3 separate regions of the Homo sapiens genome follow, and all the other regions are linked to region 2. Evidence: chromatin loops called from intact Hi-C (ENCODE). Cell type or tissue: psoas muscle. All regions are shown on one strand.

The links. Hi-C counts contacts between places; a loop is a spot of excess contacts. Peaks named below come from ENCODE experiments on the same cell type or tissue, not always from the same donor. Only the 100,000 strongest peaks of a DNase experiment are listed, where the experiment ranks them.
Region 1: a loop joins it to region 2, with 2.2 times the contacts of the local background. A loop is called at or near these places in 5 of 110 quality-filtered maps.
Region 3: a loop joins it to region 2, with 3 times the contacts of the local background. A loop is called at or near these places in 3 of 110 quality-filtered maps.

Annotation. Positions count from the first base shown.
Region 1 is chr2:109,432,317-109,440,316 of GRCh38, reverse strand. SH3RF3 (SH3 domain containing ring finger 3) reads right to left here. Exons shown (of 10, transcript NM_001099289.3): 6 at 7,646-7,816; 7 at 3,171-3,424. It also overlaps a transcript of RANBP2 not described here. Among named protein-coding and RNA genes, the nearest start is that of MIR4266, 120 kb to the right of the region's middle. In psoas muscle, no CTCF peak of the experiment used is centred here; DNase peaks (open chromatin) are centred at 1,346, 3,316, 3,826 and 4,266; H3K4me3 peaks cover 666 bases; H3K27ac peaks cover 4,396 bases.
Region 2 is chr2:109,377,013-109,385,012 of GRCh38, reverse strand. The region is part of intron 3 of SH3RF3 (SH3 domain containing ring finger 3); the gene reads right to left. It also overlaps a transcript of RANBP2 not described here. Among named protein-coding and RNA genes, the nearest start is that of MIR4266, 67 kb to the right of the region's middle. In psoas muscle, no CTCF peak of the experiment used is centred here; DNase peaks (open chromatin) are centred at 562, 1,852 and 3,792; H3K27ac peaks cover 3,093 bases.
Region 3 is chr2:109,491,145-109,499,144 of GRCh38, reverse strand. The region is part of intron 9 of SH3RF3 (SH3 domain containing ring finger 3); the gene reads right to left. It also overlaps a transcript of RANBP2 not described here. Among named protein-coding and RNA genes, the nearest start is that of SEPTIN10, 120 kb to the left of the region's middle. In psoas muscle, a CTCF peak has its summit at 3,700 (motif pointing right); DNase peaks (open chromatin) are centred at 1,540, 3,794 and 4,124; H3K4me3 peaks cover 658 bases; H3K27ac peaks cover 4,129 bases.

The DNA.
Region 1 (8,000 bases), 55 kb before region 2:
CTCGGCGGCCCAAGAGCTCCCCATGCTTCCCCTTCCTGAGTGCTTCCCACACTCTCCTACTGCTGCATGCTGAGCTCTACCCACCTTTCAGATTTAAAGGACAGTATGCCTCTGCAGGGAACTGTCATCTACACACTGGACTTCTCCTTCTTCCATAGCTTTGCTTCAGTCATGTCACAACTAAATAAAGTTCCCCAAAACAAGAGTTATGCTATTCCTCATTGCCAGGCCATTGCTCATGCTGGTTCCTCTGCTCTGAACCTCCTTTCTCTTTTGTCTGCTCAGACACTTCCTATTTGTCCTTTAAGATTCAAGGCATTATCACCTCCTCTTGAAAACTTTCCATATGCCCTACTCCCAATCCCCCTCCTATTTTCCTCCCCAGTCGGAATGAATTCCCTCCTCCACACTCTCTTAATACCTAAGCAGGCCTCTTTTGCAGCCCTTTAGCAAACCCACCACAGAACTTTGTTTTCTAGTCATTCTCTCTAACCGGGGTGGAAATGGGGCTTGTCTGGTTTTCCTCTGTTTCCAGACCCCTGCAGGGTGCCTTGCCTGTATCTAGCTCCTTCTCGGTGCTTTTTTGCTGATGAATTCATGGCTATGCTGGGCTCTTACTCCTGCTAAGCACAGACAGGAGTGTGCAAGGAACACTGGCACTTTACAGGGGGTGCTCTGCCTTTGGGAAAGGAGTTACATTAATCAAGTAGAACAAATCATATTGGATGCTATGGCCAATGCAATTAAGCCTTTGTCAAACTGCCTGACTTTGGCTCGAGATGAGAACATTGATGAAATGCCTCCCACCCATCGGGGTTGGGGTCTGCTGAAATGGGCAATTACTGCAGGGAACAATCCATTACTTGGACTGTCAACAGTGTTTTTTCTCTCTCTAAATGCAGAATGAAGTGGAAAATGCCGCAGGAACTCAGTGGCATTTAATTTACTGATATGGCTCAGTAGGAGTCATTCTTTAACCTGGCTGTGACAGCAATAGCGTGGGGACAAGTGCTGGGCTGGGATGCACTGGGGAGCCGTTTAACCATCCCGTGCCTCACTCTCCCCGTGTGTAACATTAAACTGATGGAAGAGAATGCTCGTGGCACCCTCATGGTTACTATGGTGATGGAGGACTGAGACACAATGTTGCACTGCCCCACAGCCTTGCCAATTTCTTTTGATCCTGCTTGTTATTCCACAGAGGGAGAAGTGACTGGCAGGGCTCCATTTCTTCTTTGAATTGGGAACGTTTCTAGCAAGGCTTGGTGTGGAAAGACCATTATACTGGCTATTCTGGGCAGACAACCCAGGGCCACTGCACTGGGATGCTGACTCACCGTGATGAGTGGGGCCACTCACCCTTTCTAGTGCTGGTGCATGTGGAAACATTTGTACAGAACACCGGGCTGATTGGATGAGATGTTTATAACCAGAAGGGACCTGGCCTGGGACTTTTGCTCCCCTGGTCCTGCCTGGGTGCTCCAGTGGCCAAACAGATCAGCATATTGGCTGCCTCTGACCAGTCAGGGAGCACAACTTCAGATCACCAGATCACTTGCCAACTGCAATGACTGTATCCCCAGCTAGAGGCTACCAGAAAACACAGATCCACGTAAACCATGCTGAAGGACGGCTGATCAGAAGGTCATGGGTTGCAGGGTGGGCTTGGGCACCAGGTAATATTGCTGCAGATTCTTTCCCAGGGCCCTGGAGCCAGGGGTGTGAAAACCAAGAATCATTCTTAGCTGATTTAAGTAAAAAAGATACTAGTAGAGACTTACAGAATCTGAGATGGCAGAGTAGGTCTTGAAGGCTCTGACACCAGGGTAGTCCTCAGACCACCCATGAAGCTTTCCTAGTGCTAAATTACCCACTGCTTGACAGGTACACCACCAGCACAAGGCTGAACACTGGGCACCTGAAGTCCACCTGCACCCACTGATGGTGCCAGACATTGGGCACCCAAAGTTCACCCTATACCTGCTGATGGTGCCAGACACCAGGCACTCAAAGTCCACCTGCACCCAGTGACGATGCTGGGCACTGGATACCTGAAGTCTACCCTGCACCCACTTGGGTGGGCAAGTGGATGACAGACACTTACCTCCCACCCCTTGTCCCATCAGCTAAGATAAGGAAGGAAATATGGCCTCTGCTGACCTAAGTGTTGTCTCCTCTTTCCACACTTGAGAAGCTGCTTTCTGGACACTTCTAATGGGTCATCGTGTTCGTTAGTCTAAGAAATAGTATATTTTATTGCTTCCATGAATTTACATTATTTTTGCCCTTTAAGCCTCACTTTGAGAAAAACAGATGATTTCTGAGAGGACAGGGTTGGGGTGGGAAGAGAGATTCTGTGTTATCCCCTCTTGTCCTGGGGTACTTGGCATCATGTCAGCATCACTGGCTCCACCGTGGTGGAAGACGCCGTGGCATGGGCTCCCAGATCATCCTGCGAATCCAGCATCAGCAGTTCTTATTAGCTCAACACTAAGCCACCAACCAAGATGTGCTTACCTTCTTTATGCCTTTAAGGCCCACCCCATAATTTCTTTTCATCTCACAACATCCTGGGGCCAAACCGGTTTTCCTTAAGTTTCTCCAGCTGCCATGAAGGCGAAGGATCAACAGCTGTCATTCCTCCTGCCTCAGAGCACTTCAGAAAGGGAAGAGCCTGGGCCCGAGTCTCACCCCAGCCCTGTCCTGTGAGATGCCGCCTAGCTGGGAAGCCCTGCAGGGCCCGGCAGATGGAAGACCCACGTGGCCGGCCCACAATCATTCATGGGGGAGGCATTTGAAAGTGCCGGTGTTAATCTTATTAGTCTATGAGGCCCTCTTGCCACAATGAAATGTGTAAATATTTGTAAATTTACTTCAGCTGCCAGGATGGGTAACATGATAAGGCAAGTGAACTTCCTGGAGATCAGACGTTCACGAGCATGACAAGATGTGCTTACCTTCTTTATGCCTTTAAGGCCCACCCCATAATTTCTTTTCATCTCACAACATTCTGGGGCCAAACCGGTTTTCCTTAAGTTTCTCCAGCTGCCATGAAGCTGCCACCAGCCACACATGCACTGCTGGAGCCTTGGGCCAAGATGTGTCTCACAAGCATGTCCCAGGAAGCCCCCTTGTTGATGCCCTGCAGGGTGAGGCCCCTGTGAAGGTACCTGTTGAAATGGTGCTCCGGGCTTGGCTGGCCGTTGGCTGGGCTGAGTGCCGTAGACAGCTGCCTGTTGGGGGCGAGGCTGTGGGGTGCTGGGCGTGGGCCTGGGGAGTGGTGATGGGCAGGGCGGGCCTGGTGGCAGTGGCCAGGCTGCTCAGACTCCCACTGCCTGGGTGCATGGTTGTGGTTATCCCTTTGGCCAGTGGAGACCCTCCGACTACATTATTCCGGGGCGGCCCTGCCCCTCCTGCAGGCACCCTGTGGAGAGAAAGCAGAAGGAATTCTGATGAGAGGCTCAGAGGCATTCGTGCCATGTGGGCCTCTGGCAGAGCCTCGCTCTGACCTGCTGGCTTTAAGAGATGAAGGCCAACTGATCTGGGGACGAGGTCCTAAAACAATGCCCGTCACTGGGCAGAAGGGCCCTGTTTACAAAACCTTCATGGGGTGCAAACTGTCAGTGTGAAATATTTAAGAGATAGCAAAGCCGCCCTGAGAAACAGAGGAATGAGCTGAACGAAATCTTTTATACCACAGCTACTGCCTTAATTTGTTCTTACAAACAGCTGTGTGTCTCCAGATACATCCAGAAAGAACAGATGACTCAGTCATGTCCCGCGAGGCCTTGACACATCCAGCACATTGGGGAAAGGATGGCAAGGACGCGGGCCCCCTCTGGGCACGACTGCCACCTCGCATCTGCTGGCTGCTGGGAAAGGGCACACACAGCACGACATCCTTCTGAGAATGTCTGGGAGCTTGCAGTTCCATACCAGAAATAGATGCCCTTTCACTCCGAAGTTTCCAGATGACATCAGCTCACACAAGAGGAACACTCTGGAAATGGGGCTTTTCACGCTTTCCCTCTGTGTATTTGCAATTAATCCATGTCCTGGAGGCAGCGATGTGAAATATGGCAGAGTTAGGGGTTTGGAAGCTTCTGTGGATTCAGTTTCAGGGGAATTAAATGTCTTCCATTTGTCCAAGAGCTGGGTAAATTCCTGTTTCTGTCCCTTCAGGATCTTATTTCAAGACACACCAAGAAGCCACAGGTGGGAGAACAGGCTGCCTGCCCCGTCTCCTGTGCCTGGTCCAGCCATCTCCCTGTGGCTGGTATCACTGGGCACGACCTCTAGCAGGGAAGCTCCCGGCAACACAGAGTGAGGGTTTCTGCACAGCAGCTGAGAGGAGAGGGGCCTCTTGGAAAAGGACTCACCTGCTAGGGGACCCTGGGTGGTGTCCTCCTTCCCCAGCCCTCAGAGCTGTGCTGAACTTCACCCAGCAATCAAGCTTGTTAGCAGGTCAGCCAAAACCATGAATTTAAAAATCCCATTTTCTATCATCTGTTGAGCTCACTTTTCCCCGAGGAAATCATTTTTAAAAACTAAATAAAGTGGGCTCACAAATGATGAGTCACTAATTTGCAAGGTGATATTGACAAGTCTGAACACAACAGATACAGACACACATCTGCCTCTCATGACAGCAGAAAACCCTTTCCCTCTGCCCTCATGGCAGGATGGCAGAGATACCCTTGGCTAGTCCTACTTCCTTAGTGCGTGCCCTCACGGGAAGAGCCACATACCTGCTCCCACACCAGGTTTTTAAATGGACTCACAATGCTCAGCTCTGAGCACTATACTCCCAGCCCCGAGAGCCCACCAGCACTTCAGGGCCTCCTAGCACGATGGGGGCAAACACAGGTGGTGGATCCAGGTCTATGCAGGAAGGAGTAGGCCTTCGCCTACCCTCCAATCACTGCCAGATAAGCCTTCTGCTGTGTGGCTTTGGCAATTGTCCTGAACCCAGTAGGGATCAAGAAAGTATAAGTCCTGGGGGCACAGCTTTGGAGGGGGACAGGTGTCTTCCACTTCTGGGGATAAAGACCGAGGCCAGATTTCCTGTTTTGTGCTGAGCTATGGATTGGACTGAGGGACCCATGGCCTTCAACATACTGACCTGGGGGCAGCCGACCCGGGCGCAGTTCCTTCTCTAAGGAACCGGAGAGGACACTCAATGACCTCCTGACACTGCAGTTACCGGGGCTAGATTTGGAGTGGCTTTTCCTTAATGTTTATTCCTGGCTCTGCCATTCTTTGGAAAACACAGACCAAGAGGGCTTGAGGAGAGTGAGCAACCATGAGGTGCACAGCAGAGGTAGAGGGAGGGGACCGGGCCACTCTAAGTGCTCCAGTGTCAGGAGCTGGAGGATCTTCCCATAACAAACTCCCTGGCAGCAGGAGAAGACAGTTCTTGAGGAGACATTTTGATCAGAACAACTAGATTTCTTTTATTGATTCGATCTGCATTTATTGAGCACCTCGTATATGAACATGGTATGCAAGGAGCCAGGTAAACAAGGCTGGAGATGGCTATTGCGGCCCAGGGACTGGCCTGTGAGGGGGGATCCTGAATGCCTGTAGAACTTGCCAGTGGGCTGCTTGGGATGACACCGTGGGCAGAGCTGTCCATCCCGACTACAGCACAGGCAAGGATGAGGGCCTCCAGGCAAGGCTTCATATAGCAAGTGGACTTAGGACCCAGCTCTTGAAGGATATTCAGGGATTTAACTCAGAAGCAGGAAGAGGGTGGAAGGCAGTCCAGTGTTGTGGGGGTGGGAGGCGCCTAAGAGAGCTCCCTGTGGTGACACTGACTGACACACGTCAGGAGTTGCCCGGCCAGGCGATGTCCCAATGCTACGCAAGGAAGCTGGATTTCAACCGCAGGCTTTACATCTCTGAAGGTCTGCGGAAGTTCTCAGGTAAAGATAAAGGAAGAATCAGAGGAGAGAAACTGGAAACTGGGAAGCCGATGGCCTCCCTCAGAAGCTGCTGCTCTAACCTGCTGCATGGAGGAAGAACCTGCCTCCTCATATAACAGTAGGGCGTGTGACAGAGTGATGTCCCCCAGCAGGGCGGGCGAGCCCAGAGGTGTGGACACCCGCCATCTCAGGCTGCGCCTTCCTGGAGGGTGCCAGCTGGTCAGGGAGTCCCCTAACCTAGAGGGGTGACCTGTGCTTTCCTGGAAGAGCCATCTGATGACACGACAGGTGAGCCCAACTCCAGGCCAGGGGCTTCAAGCACAGGCCGGTTGCAGGCTGAGAGAGCCAACCTGTTCCTACTGGCATGGGAAATCCAGACCAGAGACCTTCTTCGGGGCTGCGCACACTGGGCAAGTCACCCCACACCACTGAAGAAGCCGCAGGAGGCTGTGGGCAGCTCACCCTCTAAGTAGCCACCCCTCTGACCAGGTGGCTGGGTTTGAGGGGGTGCATTTCCTGAAGCCCCTCTGCAGTTTGCTTCTCAAGCTTTTCCCTGCTGAGCATCACCTGAGCGAAGGATCTCTAACTGCCCCTTCAGCCTTGTGCCTGCAGACCTTTCAGGCTTTGGGCAACTCCATCATCCCTTAGCCCCCGCTTCTGGGCACCTCGAGAGAGGCCCTGGCTGAAGATTGCCTTGCGAACTAGAGCTGCTCAAGTCAACACCGCATGTGTCCCGAGACCACTCTGCAAGTAGCAATCAGCCCAGCAATCAATGCAGGGTCTACAGGTTATTTATTTCCACTGTAGCCTTGTTCCAAAGACAGGAGAAACCCAAGGCCACGTCTTTCGCTTCTGTGTGTGTGTCCTGCAGTGTCAACACAGGGCCGTGCCCACGAGGGGCTTCTGTGAGTGAGGCTGACTGATATCACCAAGCTGTGGATCCTCATCTCAGCGAAAAATTCCCAGACAACCCCCTTGTCTCTTCAGTGACTCTAAAATTACATATTCTATTTGATAAAAGTAGTAGAACTGAGAACTTATTAAACACTGACAACACAAAGAAAAAAATATATTACCACAATGCGACCACTCAACAATCGTTGACCTTTGGGAAGATATCATTTTTCCTTTGCATATATGTATATAGTGTTTTACATATCACACGTCTATATATGATGACACACACTGCACACACATGCATACACACTGCATACACACATGCTGTACCTACATTATGCACACACGCACACACCTTGTGCTTACAGTATGCATACGCACGTGCACAGGCACGCACACTGCACATACTCTGCACACATGCACAAATACCATGCACACAAGCACACAGAAGCGTGCACACACTGCACACGCATAGCATACACGCTGAACACACTGTATATATGTGCACACACTGTCCTCACACAAACACACATTCACACTTGAGACCTCATTCTGGTGACTTTCCTGTCCCTGCTCCTCCTGATCCCATTCTTCTCCCCTTGGTGGCCAATGTCTGCTGAGGACAGCCAAGGAGTTGAGTGCAAACCCAGCTCAGAAGGTGAAATGTGGGCCTGGGGACGCCAGTGGGGGCTGAACCCTGGGCACTGGTGGCCTTGCTGCCTTCTGGGCCCGGCTGACAGAGTAGCCTCCAGCAGTAACAACAGCGGTAAGGCGTGCAGGCCCTTGCCCTCTCCTTGCCCAGGCTGCCACCACCATGCCCTCACCTGGAAACGGGTGTCACGTAGTTTCCGGGGAACACCCCAGAGACCCCGGTCCTCAGAGACGCCCCCTTGAACCAGCCATCCTGACACTTCTCGAGGACCCGGTACATCTCTCCCTTGTGCAGCTCCAGCTCGTCACTCTTCTGGGGCTTGTAGGCGTAGAGCGCCAGGTACCTGCGGGCAAAGCATGGGGCCAGTGTCAGTGGGAGCCCTCCTGGGGATAGGGGACCGGCCGGCATTCCTGGGGGGAGGTTGTCTTTGGAGGAACCCAACCTAAAAAGACCCACTAGAGTCTATGGGGGCTCTGCAGTTTACAGAGGCCTCACACACCCTCCCCAGCTCACTCCTCATAACAAAC
Region 2 (8,000 bases):
CTGGGTGGACCCACAGGGTAGACTGCAGTGAGGAGTCTAGATTTATTCTAAGAGCAATGGGCCCCACTGGTGGCTTTAAGCAATAGTGAAGTAAATGGTTCCTGGTTCCATGGCTGTGTGAGAATGAACTGTGGGGGAAGTGGGACCCTCAGAAGCCACATGGGAACCATCGGGTTGGAGTTACCCTGAGGCCTTCTGCCCACATCCCCAGGGGCCCAAGACCCTGTGGGTTCCCTATGACCAGAGCTCGAAACTTTTAGTCTAGAAGGCTCCCTCCACATGCATTTTACACTATCAAAGTTCACCTCAGCAAAGCGGGGGTGGGCTTAGGAATGACAAGGACGTGGTCAGGAGGAGTCTATGGACACAGGCACAAGGTCGCGGGCACTCGGCAGAGAAGGGGCCTGGAAGAGAGACCCCAGACCCAAATGCAGAGCAGATGCCAATGTCCTCAGAGTGACCTGCGGGAACCCCTGAAGCCCTTTTCCCACTGCCCCTCTGACCCCAACCCCTCTCCTCCCACCTGCCTGCTTGGTCACCCTGGCTTAGAGTCCCTCGGCCAGCTCAGGCCACCCCTGGACCTGCTCCCTCCCTGCCCCTCCCCGAAGGCCGCTTTCCCTGCCAAGTCCCGAGCGCTGACAGGAAAACTGCAGTTCCCTCCTCCCAGGTCCTTCCTCCTCTCCTGGTGTTACTTTCTCCACGGAGAGTAGAATCCCCTCCAGACTTGCTTTTCTTCGCTGTTGTGTCCTCCCTGGCAGATGTGGTCTCCAGGGTTCTCCTCTGCTTCATTCAGGCTGCATCCCCGGGGCCTGGCCCGCAGCCGGCGCTTAAGGACTGGATGAACGTGGGACCCCAGGCGGCCTGGAAGGAACTGTGGGGAGGGCACTGCCCTGCCCAGCAGTGGGATGTGCTCTCTCCACCAAAGGCTAAGCCACCAACAGAAACCTAAGGGTGGGAGGAGCAAGTGGTCCTCTGATGGAAGCAGAGATGGAAAGGATGGGCTGCCTTCATTTGTGAGGGGCCAGCCCTGAAGGAACTGTTTGTGGCAGCCAGGAAGCCTCTAGACTGTCATCAGAACCTTCTACCTAACAGACACTGGAGACTCAGCGGGGTGGTAGGGTGGAAGGGGCTGAGGGATGAGAAATTACTTAAAGGGTATAAGGACGGACTGATCACTGAAAACAGGACGTCTGGAAAATGCGGCTGATGTCCCAAGAGCTTCAAACTAAGACTCTTAATTGCTCTCACTTTCAAGGATTTGGGAGGCGTTTATAAAAGCAACAGAGAGTAGCTCTGAGCTCCTCTGCGGGGGTTGAGCAGCAACGAAATGAAGCTGGAATCAGTGCTGTTTCTCATTCTGCATCACAGGTGGAATTCAGGTGGTTACAGAAAGTACCCCACAGGGCACACACACGGTTTGGGCATTTCCCGGACCCGAATCTTAAACGTGCCTCAGCCCGCAGAAGCCTGCACCCTATCCATTGGAAACAGAAAGTATTAACAGAAGGTACCATGGAGGAGAAGCATGAAGACAAGAGAAGAATGATTCCAACTGGCCCAGAGTGTCAACCTTGGTCATAATCCATTGCCAAGTCTTAGAACTAAGGGTGAGGCAGCAACAGCAACCGAGACCTGTAGGATAGATCTCCCTGCAAAGATGGGCTGCTCTGGAATAAAGATGTTTGGGGTCCCCCATGACCCCCCAGTGACTCCACATGGGTGTGCTTGGTTCCAGCTGAAAAATCAGACATGGTTTCTTCTGTACCAAACATAGCCCTGGACCTCAGCCAAGAAGTGCTGCTGTCATCCTACAGGCACCCAGTGCCAAATCTCTCCACAGCTAAGTATGCTTTCACTTCCATGCCTGAAAAGCTGCAAGCACTCACAAGGTCTGCCTGGGGACAAGTGCCTCGGAGCCAGGGCCCGCCCTCAGGGCTGCATGGAATCTGACACCGGTTTCCTCCAAACTTCTTTAAATGTGGATGGTACTTCCTAAGGCCGATCTCCAGGTTCAGACACACTCTCAAGTCCTGAGTGTTGTGATTGGAACACTCAGGAAAGAAGTGAGCATGGGCCTGGAAGAGCGTGGTCCACACATTAATCCATAGAATGAGATGGTGGGAGGAGAAGCTGCAGGTCAGATTGGGGCAGGGTTCATAATCCAACAGCCAAATGTCTCTGCACTAGGAATCCTGAAAGCAGAGAACATTGGGGGTGCTAACTTCAAATTCTGGCATGGAACTGCTCATCAGCTGCGGGCCCTGGATGGGGCTTGGCTGCATCTCTCGCCAGGAGAATGGAGCCTTCCTCTTCCCCTAAGGCTGTTCTGAAGATTCAGTGGCAGACGGATGTTAGAATGCACCAGAAGGATTTGAAGATGTGACAGGGCTCGGTGTTCCAAAGGAAGGTCCTGGAGACGACTGGGGTGCTCTGTGTGGGGTGACAGAGGGGCTGTTTTAAGATTGCTGAGGCCTGGGGACACAGCTGCAAGACGGAAGGGCATGTGCTAAGTGTGGAGAGTTCATGCAGATGAGGACTGAGGAAAGGCCAACCACGTCGGGGGTCAGGAGGTGGGCTGCTGAGGGAGGTGGGTGGCCAGTGGGCTGGGCGCAGGTGGGCCTGGTGCAGGCAGCCTCAGCCCCAGGCTGAGTCAGCCCCACTGCAGCAGACTCTCCCCTGGGCTGGGCCTGCAGCTTTCCCAATGACTTGTGTTATCTGAGACCAAAACAGATGTCCCTTCAGCAACTAAGACAGACCCTATGGTTAAGGAAACAAAGTTACCTATGTGCTGGCATGGTAACTTCCTAAATTCCTGGGCTACAAAGAAAGCCACACTCTTGCTAAACTCCCTAACAATAGGTGCTATCAGACCCCTCTGATTTATAACCCAGACCACTGCAACTCTGATGGGACAGAGGACAGCCCTTACAAACACCCCTTTCTCATAAGCAACTGCAGACCTCAAGCCAGTTTCAGCAACTTATGGAGGCTGTGCACAGGCTGTCTTTGTGTCCTATAGTTCACCTGTTGATGGAAAGAGCCAAATTCCACCTCATTTTAATGCTGAAACCCCACCCTAAAGTGACATGAGATGTGTGTTACGTACATGTTTGCCCATTGCACATGCACTCAGCTCCCCTTATAAACATGCACAGCTTTCCCCCAAACCTGCTAAACATGTCTGATTCTACTATGTAACACAGACCCTGCGAGCCATAAAATCCAACTGCCCTTCCCCTTCTGCGAAGCGAGAGCACCTTCGTTCCATGTCAGAGACTATCTATTCCTGGCTTGCAAACTGATGTCACCAGTAAAGCTGTCCTTTCTACTATTTAGCCATCCTGGGGGCCTTCTGACAACACTCAAATGCTCACTGAAGTTTGCGAGCCACAGCCTAACTTACTCAAGCAGGAAAGGTAGAAGTGAAAGGGAAGACAAGAACATGGAAGCCCGGGGGACTGGAAGCTGAGTCAGGGCACCGTGATGGCCACGCTGAAGGGAGGGCAGGTGGACGTGGATGGCCCAAGATGCCCTGCGGAGGGTAGGTGTGAGAACTCTGTCTCCGTAGGATTGGGTGGGTGTGCGTGCTGAGACCAGCAGGGCCCAGAGAGGAGCTAAAGTTAGGTGTAAAAGTAACCCCGCCATTGACCTGCTCAGTGGAAAGTGCACTGTCCATATGAGTGACAGGAGAAGCAGAAAAACAGCTGGAGCCTAGGGGAGAAGCAGTCTGGACACAAGATTGGAGCTCAGTTACTTCCACCGGCTGCAGGCCAGACGCTCCAGCAGCCTGCTCCAGGGCCACCTGGGTGTTCAGCTGCCCCTAGGCTGACACACTTCCAGTCCTGAGTAGTCTCTTCAGGAGATGACTCACTTAAGCCTTCCATCGTCGCATCCAGACCAGGACAAGGCTCTGCACTCAGCAAGTGGTAGACCACTTGGTAGACCCGTGGAGGAAGCCCTCTTCCTGACACACAATTTCACAACTACTGCTTAAAGCCAACACAGGTAGTCCATTTTAGTTACCAAAACAGTCGGCAATCAGCAACGACTCCTGCTGGTCTACATGCATGCAGCTTCTTTCTGGCAAGGCTGAGTGCACTGGTGCTGAGGACCAGTGCGTGCCCTGCTGGGGCCTCCAAAGGCCCTGAATTAGTGTCTGGCTCTCCAGCATCGAGGTCTTGGGAGGAATCTAAAAAGTTTGATGTCTGCCTATGCAGGTGGTGGGGGGCACCTGGTGGGCAGGGATTGCCTGGCTAAGGTGGGCAGGGTGAGATCAAACCTCAGGAACTATGGCACAAGGCTCCATGTGCCCCTTCGCCAGGCCCTGACAACATTTAAGGTGGGCTGTGGCCCCAGTGATGACTGAGCCACTCAGGCTGCGGTCAGGGCTACTCACTGTCCCCACAGAAGCTCCCAGGGAGGCTGGCAGCGAGGACAAGGGGCTTCACAAAAACTTACTAAGCTGTCTTGCCACAGATATACAAGAACTGCTGCAAGCTTCCCAGCTTAGACCCATTTAGAGATGGTCAGTGGGGCATTCCCCATGCTTGATGAGCTCTGTAAAACACTGAACCACAACCCAATAACATTGCACAGGTGCACAGGGTAGCTAGCACCTGGGCCCCACCCTGTGCCAGGACCCAGAAGGGAAGCAACTGTGAGTTACAGGTCTGGCCTCAAAGGGGCTTAGGGAGACAAAACAATCACAGCAACAAGACTCCCAGCAGCAATGGAATGTAAGATATTCTATTATAAGATGTTAATTTCACGAAGACCTCAAAAAGACTTAAGAAGAGAGAAATCAGGGCGAGCCGGTACCTAGGCACCTACCTATTTTTGCTGGAGACAAACAAACCCAAACTACAATGAACACCCATGTATGTGTGGATCACGCCTTGGCAGTCAGATCCCGGCAAGAAAATGTACAGACCCCAACCATGAATGCGACTGGAGTCTCCCTCTTATGTAGTCTTGTCTCATTTCTTTACACTCATTTATTTCTTTATGTCGTTAATCCAATTGAAAGGTAAGGGAAACAGTGGGTTACTGGTGAAGGCAAGACCACTGCTTATTCTCCCTGATAGGTCTAAGAATTTGCCTCCTGGACCACTCTGTTCAGACATAGACACAACATCACACTCCAGGAGACACGCCATTGGGTGCTTCCTGGTCCCTGCCTTCTGGTCCTCGCTTCTGGCTTTCCTGCCCAGTGTTCTTGGCAATGACCGGGCTTCACCTGCAGGAGGGCTTTACAAAGTGTTCCTGGAGGCACAGTCCACACTGACACAGAAATGCAAGCAGGATTGGCATCCACACTAAGGCTGGGGGATCCCTTCCACAGGCTGTCGCTGCGGCAGGAGCTTGTAAAAACAGAGGATGACGAAAAGCAAGAAAAATAAAATGAAACTTCAAACAAAACTGCATCTTCCCCAGCGTTCCCTGGCAGACATCCCTGAGTATTTTTCCTTCATACTTTCACATCCCTTCTGATGTGGCATCATCAGGGTGTCCTGACTCTTAGAAGCAGCGGCCACATCTGTCAGCAGAAGTGTAGGGAACACCAGCAGTGAAACAAACATGCGAGGGGCTCGCCTGGAGAGTGGGACCACGGGACGGGCTTTGGCGTTTGGTTGTAACCCATCTCCATGGTAAACCATGACTTTAAAGGCGTTTTCCAGTTCCTCATCTAAGGAAAAGTCCTGGATTATTACTTTGGCACTGAAGCTGGAGAGATTGAGCCCTGGGGAACCTCTGACCCTTATTTCAAAATTCCTAAAGCATCACTGGCTAACATCTGCTTAGCCAAGGTGAAATGATGGGTAACATTTTTACCCTCCTGCTCCAGACACTGAAAACAAATCTGTGAAACAAGATTTGCAGATATGGGACAGCAGAACGCACAGGACAGCAATCACCAAGAGCGGCGGAGCCCATAACATGGGCTCTGTTACTGTCTCTGGGTTCTCTAGCCTCTCCCTGCATTGAGAAGACAGAGTTCTGGATCTGGGGAGCCACAGTGGCTACAGGATGCAGGCCAGAGTTCTGGAGAGGAGGGAGCTGTAGAGAGAGACAGTCCTGGAGATCTGCAGAAAGTCCCCTGGAGTCTTCAGCTGAGAGCTGATCAGGGCATTCATATGAGGGAACTATCCAGCACTGGGGAAAGAACTGCCCACAAGGAGAAGGCAGAGCAATCTCTGAGGTCACATAAAGCCAGGAATAGTTTTCATTTCCAACTTCCAGAGTGGAAGCCTCATAAGTCATGGGGCATGGAGTAGAGAAGGTTATAGCCTCAGCAGTAGAGAAATTAGCCCCACATGAAAGGCTTCCCTGGCCCTGCCTAACAAAGCCTCAAAGCGAGCCTCAAAAACACCAAACTGAGTCTAAGCAATTTAACAAAAATCAAAGCTCAAGAACATCTGCAGGAATGCCAAGATGTCCAATACCTCAAACAGTAAAATTCACAAAGTCAGTAACCAGCTGAAAATTACCAGGCATGCAAAGAAAAAGGAGGGTGCCTCAGAAGCATCACACAGCTCCATAAGCCCATGCAGCCTCTAGTTCATAGGCAAGATTAAGAGTCGGAGGTGTTCCAACCCCGTCTCAGGTGGGGGTGCATAAAGTCAACTGGGAGTTGAGAACTAGAGCCCCCATCCTTCCATCCCTCTCCCACTGCCTATGTGGTTCTTGGCATGCTGGGTTTCTCTTAGAGAAGCTGAGGGGGTCTTTGGAAGGAGGAGGGAAGGCAGAGACCAGGACTGTGAATATGAGCCAGCTCCCTGACCCAGAGTGCAAGCCGGTGGGTGAACCCACCCGGACCACAGGATCAGACAGGTCTGGAGGTGCTGCGGAGGAGAGAGGAGCCTCAGTTCAGCACCTGGGATACTTCCCTTGTGGCTCTCATGGGAAGTCACACCCTTCCCCTCTTCCTCCCTGAACACATCCCGCCTGGCCCAGGCAAGGGCCGAAAACCCACAAGACCAAGGTAAAATGGCAAATCCAACACGGCGGAGCTGCTCACTACTTTGAGGTAGTGCAGAACGCGGAGTGTGCACAATTAACAACAATGCCCGAGCTATCCGCTCCCAATGAGAGCTGTCGTTGTGCCTTTAAGTCACCACCAAACGTCTCAAGAGCATACTTAAGAGGCAGAGGTTCAAAATAATAGCCTCTCTTTGTAAAAGATAAAGTGACAAGGAGGCACCGGTGCTACAGGAGCAGGAGGAACTGAGCTTGATGTTGCTGCATCAACCAAGGCTTAGAACCCAGTGGTCTGATGAGGCACGCTATCATCATTGTGCTGAAGATAAGCACTCTCAAACGGGAAATGGCCATCAGCAGGAACTCCTGCTATTTTTCTGGGTATTATATTATTTCACTAAATAAAGATTTTCATGTTGGCTGCCATTATTTTTTCCAGGATCTATAAACAGCATTCCATCCACAATTTTCCCAAACACCACACCATATTAATTCAACAACCAACTAAGGCACAAGCATCCTGACAGCAGACAGAGGCTTGGGTCTGGCGTCACAGAGTCTGAATCTTCTGCCCCCTCCAGCTCTGCTTCTTCCCCGGATCCTAGGGTTATCCTACCACAGCCACTGACGCTATGGCCTTTTTCTGGGTTAGCAGACACTGGGATGACTAGGAGGCTCATCATCAGCAGCTGGGCCCCACCTCCACCTCTCATCTGTGACCCATTGCTCACCACGTGCTCCAGCATCTCCCCACACAGACCAACGCCCCGCTGGCCCACGGAGGTCCAGCACCCTCAGGCTTCACACTTCTTATTAGCCAAGTGGAGAGGAGTGTGCACCCATCACATGCCCCTGAAAAGCTGCTCAATTAGAAACAGACAATCAATGGGAAACGCCAAGAATAAACAGTTACAGCTCTGATTGAATTCTAGACCTCCCCCCAGGGAAAGGCACCTATTTTTTCAGCCCAAGCCAAATCCAAAGGCAGCAAAATAGCCCGGACTCTGAGCGGCTCTCTGTTC
Region 3 (8,000 bases), 110 kb before region 2:
TGGTCCTGGCGGCTGCCCACTCTGGGCCTCCTGCTTTCACCCTGCTTGGACTGAGTTGCCTCACAGCTGAGGCTCCTTTTGGGCAAAGGCTCAGAGGGCTCCAGCAGTCCCCATCCCTCTCAGAGGAGGGGCCACAGTCTAAACGCCCCAGCATTCCCAGGCCCTCCACACTGCGCCCTTCCCACTCCACCAGCTCTGCCCTGCCGCGCCCTAGCGACCCCAGGTGCACCCACCTCAGGGCTCCTCCATATGCTGCTCCCTCTGCCCAGAACGCCCTTCCCTGTGTGGCCACGCCGGGCCTGCCCTTTCCCAGCTCTTACCATCTTCCACTGCCCAGCCATTCACCTGTTTACCCAACCCATCCTGCCTCCTGCACCAGTCTGCAAGCCCCATCGCCACAGGGATTACTGCACACCTGCTCCAAGTGTGGCTCACATACTTCAGGACCCCCCACAGTTCCCTGGGCCCATCCTGGACCTACTTGATACTACTTAGGGGGAATGAACTAGGGAATGTGGATTTTCAGCAGCTCTGGGAGGGAATGCTTGCACATTGGTGTCTGAAAATCGAGCTGAGTGCATGCTCAGGGAGGAAGCCTTTGCCCTTCCCCACCCCACGTGTTCACAGAGCCTGGGGCGCAGAAGCCATGGCTTTGGGGCAGTTTGGCTTGGTGCCAGGCTCAGGAAAAATGTGCAGACAGGAGACCAAGGCCCAGTCCTATGGAGTGCACAGCCCCTGGGCACACAGGCCCAGCTTGCACCAGGCTGGCAAGAGGAGGAGGCATGGAGGATGGGCTCCTGAGGCTGACTTGGGGGTGCAGTGTTCCTACTCCTGGGGAAGCAGAACAGGCCAGGTTCTGGGTCGCAGTCCCGAATACCAGCCAACTCTAAGTGTCTCAGAGCATCTACGGGTGCACGATGGTTGGACTGGTTCCCATGGGCTATCTGCCGGCGAACCAGACTCTGCTCTCAGGGACATGCAGGCGGGAAGGAAGGAGGGCAGGCGGAGGCACCTCCTTCCTCCCAGCTCAGCGTCTCTGTGAGGGCTTCCTGCTGGCCCTCCTTCAAGGAGGACAGATGGCTGCCGGGATGCAGCCAGCGGTCTGTGAAATCAGACAGCATACACACAAACTGAGGCTGCGAGGGCCCACAGGATCAGCGCCATCCTACCTGTGGCCTTCTGCCATCCTCCACCTCTTCCAAACACCTGCTCCTCCTCTCTCTTCCCCAAGGAAAGAAAGGAAGGCAAAGGGCGAGATGATTTCTCAGACTTTGAATGCAAGTTTTGGCTTTTGCCTCAACTTCCAGATGTGAAATAAACAAGCAGCTTTAAAAATATAATTTGTTAGAAAGATGTAATTTGGTGCTTCTGAGCAATTCAATGATTTAATGAGCCCAGATGGATGTGGGCTGAATTTATACGAGACAAGTGTTTAACGTTTCTGTCCAGATCATTCCAAGACTCTGAGCTGTTCTTCCTGCTGCAGGAAAGTAATTGATACTCCCCGTTATAGACACAGAGCGCCGTTGTCGTGTCCGTGTCAGCAGCTGAGGATGACAGCTACTCCCAGGTCACAACTGTGCGTCATAAATCAGCAAGCAACTCTGCCCTGCTGAGTATAATTAAGGTTATGGCAACCACAGCTAATTTTCAGACACAGGGCTCAAGGAATCCAAATGGGCAAAATCAGAATGAATTCTCATTCCATTATTATTACCATTAGCTCTGTGTGCGAGGTTTGGATGTTCTGCTTTCCTTGGGGGTCGTCTGCTTCCCTCCCTGACAACAGAGTCTGCAAAGTGGCCCTCCATGTGGTAGCCTTTTCAGAGCACTTGCTCCAACACAGGAAGACGAATGAGCCCCTGAGTCCATGGAATGTGCTGGTAACAGAGTGGTGTCTGCTAGGAACTTGGGGATAAGAATACTTCTATACCCTGGACACTAAACTGTAATATCAACACACATATTAGTTGTTTATGGCTATAACGAATGACCATAAATGTAGTGGCATCATACTATAAAAATATATTATAGTTCCGTCCATCAGAACTCCAACGTGGTCTCACTGGGCCAAAATCAAGGCATCTGCAAGGCTGGTTCCTCCTGCAGGCTCTAGGGTAGAAGCTGTTTCCTTGCCTTTCCAGTTGCTAGAAGCTGCCTTCATCCCTTCTCTGGAGGCTTCTTCCTCCATCTTCAAAGGGGAGTGCTCACATCATGCCACTCTGACCTTCTCCTCTGCCTCTCTCTTCTACTCATAAGGACCCTTTGTGATTACACAGGGCCCACCTGGATAATCCCGGGTAATCTCTTTATTTTAAAGTCAGCTGGTTAGCAACTTTAATTCCATCTGCAACCTGATTTCTCTTTGCCATGTATGGTAACATAGTCATGAGTTTTTAGGGTTTAGGGCATAGACATCTTTGGGGGCCATTATTCTGCTCACCACACACATAATGGATCAGATCAAGGAACGCTGAAATCCTAACAAAGCCATATAACTCACAGGCCATCAAGAGCTGAGGATGAGCTGATCCGATGTGAACATCTGGGGAGAAGCAGGTCAAAGGGGCAGGAGTCGGCCAGGCCGTGCTGCAGGTGCCCTCACCCTCACTGACTTACTATTATCATAGATGTCACAGCATATGTTACTATTAGAGAGGTCATAGTGAAAGGTGAAGCCAGCTGGACTTCCTGGGTCGAGTGGGGACTTGGAGAACTTTTCTTTCTTATGAGAGGATTGTAAAATGCACCAATCAGCACTGCAGCTAGGAGTGTAAAATGCACCAATCAGCACTCTGTAGCTAGCAAGAGGATTGTAAAATGCACCAATCAGCACTCTGTAAAATGCACCAATCAGCGCTCTGTAGCTAGCAAGAGGATTATAAAATGCAGCAATTAGTGCTCTGTAAAACGCGCCAATCAGCACTCTGTAAAATGCACCAATCCGCACTCTGTAAAATGCACCAATCAGCAGGATCCTAAAAGTAGCCAATCACAGGGAGGATGGAAAAAAGGGCGTTCTGATAGGACAAAAACAGAACATGGGAGGGGACAAATAAGGGAATAAAAGCTGGCCACCCCAGGGCAACCCGGTGGGTCCCCTTCCATGTGGAAGCTTTGTCCTTTGCTCTTCACCGCGAAGGTCTGTGGCTCAATTCTTGAAGTCAGTGAGACCACGAACCCACCAGGAACCAACTCTGGACACAATAGCATATATTATTATTGTTGTGTTTAGTGTGCACTCATACTTTTTCTGGTGTTAATCTAGGTGATTTACAAGTATTATACCCAGACATGTATTATTATCCCCATTTTATGTATGTGGAAACTAGGACTATAAAAATGAAGAAAGGGGGCCAGGTGCAGTGGCTCACGCCTCACGCCCAGCACTCTGGGAATCCGAGGTGGGCGGATCACTTGTGGCCATGAGTTTGAGACCAGCCTGGCTAACATGGCGAAACCCCGTCTCTACTAAAAATACAAAAATCAGCCAGGCATGTCAGTGGACGCCTGTAATCAATCCCAGCTACTTGGGAAGCTGGGCACAAGAATTGCTTAAATCTGGGAGGCGGAGGTTGCAGTGGGCCAAGATTGCACCGCTGCACACTCCAGCAGACAGAGTGAGACTTTGTCTCAAAAAAAAAAAAAAAAAAAAAAAAAAAAAAAAGGAATGAAAGATATTCAGGATGAAATGGCCGGTAGGTGGCCCAGAGTGTCTGTCTACTCAAAGCCTCTCTACGATACTTGATACTGCCAAGGTGCAGAAGAGCCAGGAGGCAGGCATCCAGTGGGCAGGAGGGGCTGGTCCCAGAACTCAGCTTGCCTGGCCCTGCACCAGAACAGACCAGGGTTGGTGTAGCTGGGGAACTGGGGCATTAGACGGTTCTAACCTGATGCCATGTGCATTTGCTGCCTGCATTTCCCATGACCACACCCGTATTCTGAGTTCCACAAGCAACTTCTGGAAATTCAGCTCCCTCTGCACATAGTCCGCAGGACAAGAATATGCCAGACACCTAAAGATGAGGTCCTCTTGGAAGGAACGGGGCATGGCCCTCTAGGTGACTTACACCCCAGGCTCGTGGGCTTGGCTCATAAGTCTACTTACGAGACTGGCCTGCTGCCTGCCAGCTGCTGGGGCAGGGCAGCTGAGCCTGCCAGCCTCGCTGACCCGGCCCCAGATTGCTGCTCACAGTACACTCCCCTAGTCCTTTCTCAGAGGAGCTCCCTCTGCAGCACCTTCTACTTGAATGTCCTTCCTCTGAGAGTGGAGAGGAGAGCAGCGCCCGCTCTCTTTCCAGAGTCTTGAAAGAGATGGTTGAGATCTGGAGGAGTCTGGGCACAGGAAAGGCCCAAGAAATGCAGGCAGCAACACTGCCCATTCCTCCTTGGCATTTTGGGGTGGAAACCTTGACCCTGACAGCCCATACTGCCCTGCTGCCTGCATTCCCACTTTCATGATCACAGGTGGGCCTTGCACACCTGAGGCCCTCCAGGAGTGCTTGGCAGCTGAGTGTTCTGGCCCCACTGCAGGGACTCTCACCTCTGCACAGGGCGCAGCCCAGCAGCTCCTCCTCCAAAGTAAGCCTGGAAGTAAGTTTTACTCACAAGTCTGCAGGGCCCAAGTCCAAGTGCTCTCTGGTGCTGTCCCAGCCCGAGGAGTCAGCATTTTCCCAGTCATGCCCTCAGCTCCGACCTGCTAGGGCTCCCCAGGATACCAGGCAGCCTGTGGCTACCATGTTGAGGGGAGGGGGCACTTCTGGGGCTCATGAGCAGTTTGGTTTCAGGCTGTTTTTTGGAAACACTTCTCTTTAATGAGTGCTACAGAGTGCTTGGGTGCAAGGAGCCACCAAAGAGTCTCTGGGTACAATGACCCCTGATTAGATGGAACACTCAGAGAACGGGAGTGAGTCTCTGAATTTTCTAATTCATCAGAGATGCCCATGACTTTATAGAAACAGGGTCTTTCAATACTTTTTATTGAGGTGTCTGGAAGTCATGTCTTTGAAGATAAAGTTGAGGGGTCTGGGGAAGAAGGATCCTAGGGGAGACATGAGAACAGCTTTGAACTATCCCAAAGTCTGTCATTCTCACGAGCCGGCAGACCAACTCTGTGACTCCAGACAAGGGCCAGGACCCATCCGGAAAACACAGGCAGCAGGTGTTGGTCCCATGAAGGGAGGTTCTGATGCGGAGGAGACTCCTTAGGAGAGGATGAGAGGTGGAGGAAGTGGAGGAGGAGGAGAGAAGGAAAGAGAAGGTGGGTGTGTGTTGTGTGTCTGAATATGTGTTTGTATTATGTGGTTGCTTGATGTACAATTTGTGTATAGTGTGTGTATCTGTGTGTTATGTGTGTTTGCCTGGTGTGTGTGCAGTGCATGTTTGGTGTGCAGTGTGTGTGTCTGCATAATGTATATGGTGTGTGTTTATGGTGTGTATGTATGGTGTGTGGTGTGTGTATGGTGTGTGATGTGTTTGTATAATATGTGTGTGTATGGTGTGTGTTTGCAGCATGTGTGGGGTGTGNGTTTGCAGTGTGTGTGGTTTGTGTGTATTGTGTGTGGGGTGTGTGCAGTGTGTATGGTATGTATGTGTATGGTGTGTGAAGGGTGTGGGTATGCAATGGTGTGTGTGAGGTATGTGTTTGTATGGTGTATGTGGGGTATGTGTTTGTATGTATAGTGTATGTGGAGTGTGTTTGCACATGTGTGTAGTCTGTGTTTGCATGATGTATGTGTGGTGTGTGTGGTGTCTGTACCATGTGTGTTTGCAGTGTGTGGCATGTGTCTGTTTGTATGACGTATGTGGGGTGTGTTTGTATGGTGTACGTATATTTGCATGGTGTGCATGGTGTGTGTTTCTATGGTGTACGTGGGGTGTGTGTTTGCAGTGTGTGTGGTGCGTGTGTATATGCTGTATGTGTAATGTGTGAGTGTTTATATGATATATGTGTGGTGTGTGTGTTTGCATGGCGTATGTGTGGTGTATGTGTTTTGTATGATGTATGTGGGGTATGTGTGTTTATATGATGTATCTGTGGTGTATGTGTATGTTTGTATGTATGGTGTATGTGTGGTGTGTGTGTTTGTATGATGTATGTGGGGTATGTGTTTGTATGGTGTATGTGTGGTGAGTGTATGTTTGCACAGTGTGGTGTGCAGTGTGAACCCAGTCCCCCAAGGGCCTGGGGCCCTGTAGAGGGGAAGGCACTTCTCCCTGTGGGTGTGGCTGTAGGGGCTGGGACTGGCATGGCAGTGCTGATGGATCTGCAGGACCCAACAATGGTGCAGCCCCTGGAGGAGCTGTGACATGTCCCACGATGTCCACAAGCTGATAATAGGCCCTGTGACTACACAGGACTGGGGGTGCTGCTGACTGCGCACCCTACAGAGAGGTAGCTCAGGGCGTGGGCCATGAGGTCAGAAAGTCCTCAGCTGAATCTCTGGCTTGGCCACTAACTAGCTGTGTGATCTTGGGCCAGTTACCTAGCCTTTTACAAAACCTCGGTTTCCTCATCTGTAAAACGAGGATAACTGATTTCATAGGGTTCGTGGGAAGGTTCACTGAGACTACACACATGTAGCGCTTGGGGAAACATAGAAGGCAGGGCCTGGCTGTCCTGGGCATGCGTAGCCGGAATCCATGCCCACTGCTGAGTGTTCTGAACGTCACCCCTGTGCAGAACACCCAGCTCTTGTGATGCTAACAGCAGGTGTACATGCGACTTCCGTTCTCACTGGTTAGCAGAAGTCAGTAGCTGCGGGTTCTGCAGAGAGCCCTGTCCACTCTGGAGCCCCAGGCCTAGCCCCATAGGCTTGGCGCTAGGCATCATCTCTGTCAGGGCTGGCAAACTGCGCCTGCGGCTAATTTGTGTAGTCTTAGAGCTGTGAATGTTGTCACATTTTGAAATGGTTGAAAAAGAAATCAGAAGACTATTTCATGACCTACGAAAATTGTACGAAATTTAAATTTCAGTGTCCACAAGTAGGGGTTTACTGGGACACCGGCCCATTCATCTACATACAGTGTGTGGCCACGCTTCCACCGTGAAGGCAGAGGACGTGGTCACCACAGACACAGCAGGACTGCAACATCTGCAGTGTTTACCATCTGGCCCTTGACGAAGAACCTGTGAAGCTAGAAAACTATACAGAAGAATATGTGAGGATAGAAAACTAGACCTCTGATCTAGATAGACCCCGTCTCATTCCCCACCTGGCACTGGGAATGGCGTCTGGGAGGGCAGCAGGTGTTCAGGGCAGAGGCTGCCTTCCCGGGTTGCAGGCACCCGAACGGCCAAGGGAGGAAAGGTTCTGGCAGAAACACCAGGACTGTCTTTTTGGGAGGTTGTTTGTGTTTTATTATTTCAGCAATGTTACAATGTGTAGGCACTCAGTAAGGATCATATCTTTCTACCATCCTAACCTGACAGCCATCGTATCTCTCTGTGATGCCTCCAGCTTTTACCTGAGAGCCCTTTTAGGATGGATAACTCACACAGGGGGATCCAAGCCAGGTACGCCTCTAGCCCCAGGTGAAACCCAAGCACCTGCAGCCCCACAGCCCACAGCCTTAGTGGGCCATGTTGCCTCAACCAGACTCAGTTTCCAGATCGGTAAAAACCTAGGCTGAACTATGTGAAGTTGCTAGTAAGCATCGAAATGAATGAATATGGGCAATTTCAAAGGGTTCAGTCTGACGGACTATATACCCTTGAAGCCATGATAATTCAAGGGATATAGACTTGAAGCCGTCTTGAGTAACATCACAATTCTAAGACGCCGAGTGGGTTGAGGCTTGCGAGGGAAGAGCTGCTCCCTGAGTGGGACACATAGGCCCACTGGGGACTCAGCCCAGGGGCCTGCTCCAGGATCCCCCAGGGTTGAGGGGGCACAGACCACTCACTGCCTAGTCTCCCACTATTTGCACTCAGAAACACTTGGTCCTGACACATTTCCTGATGGCTCCTTTGCAATCCCAAACTCAGGAATCAGATGGAT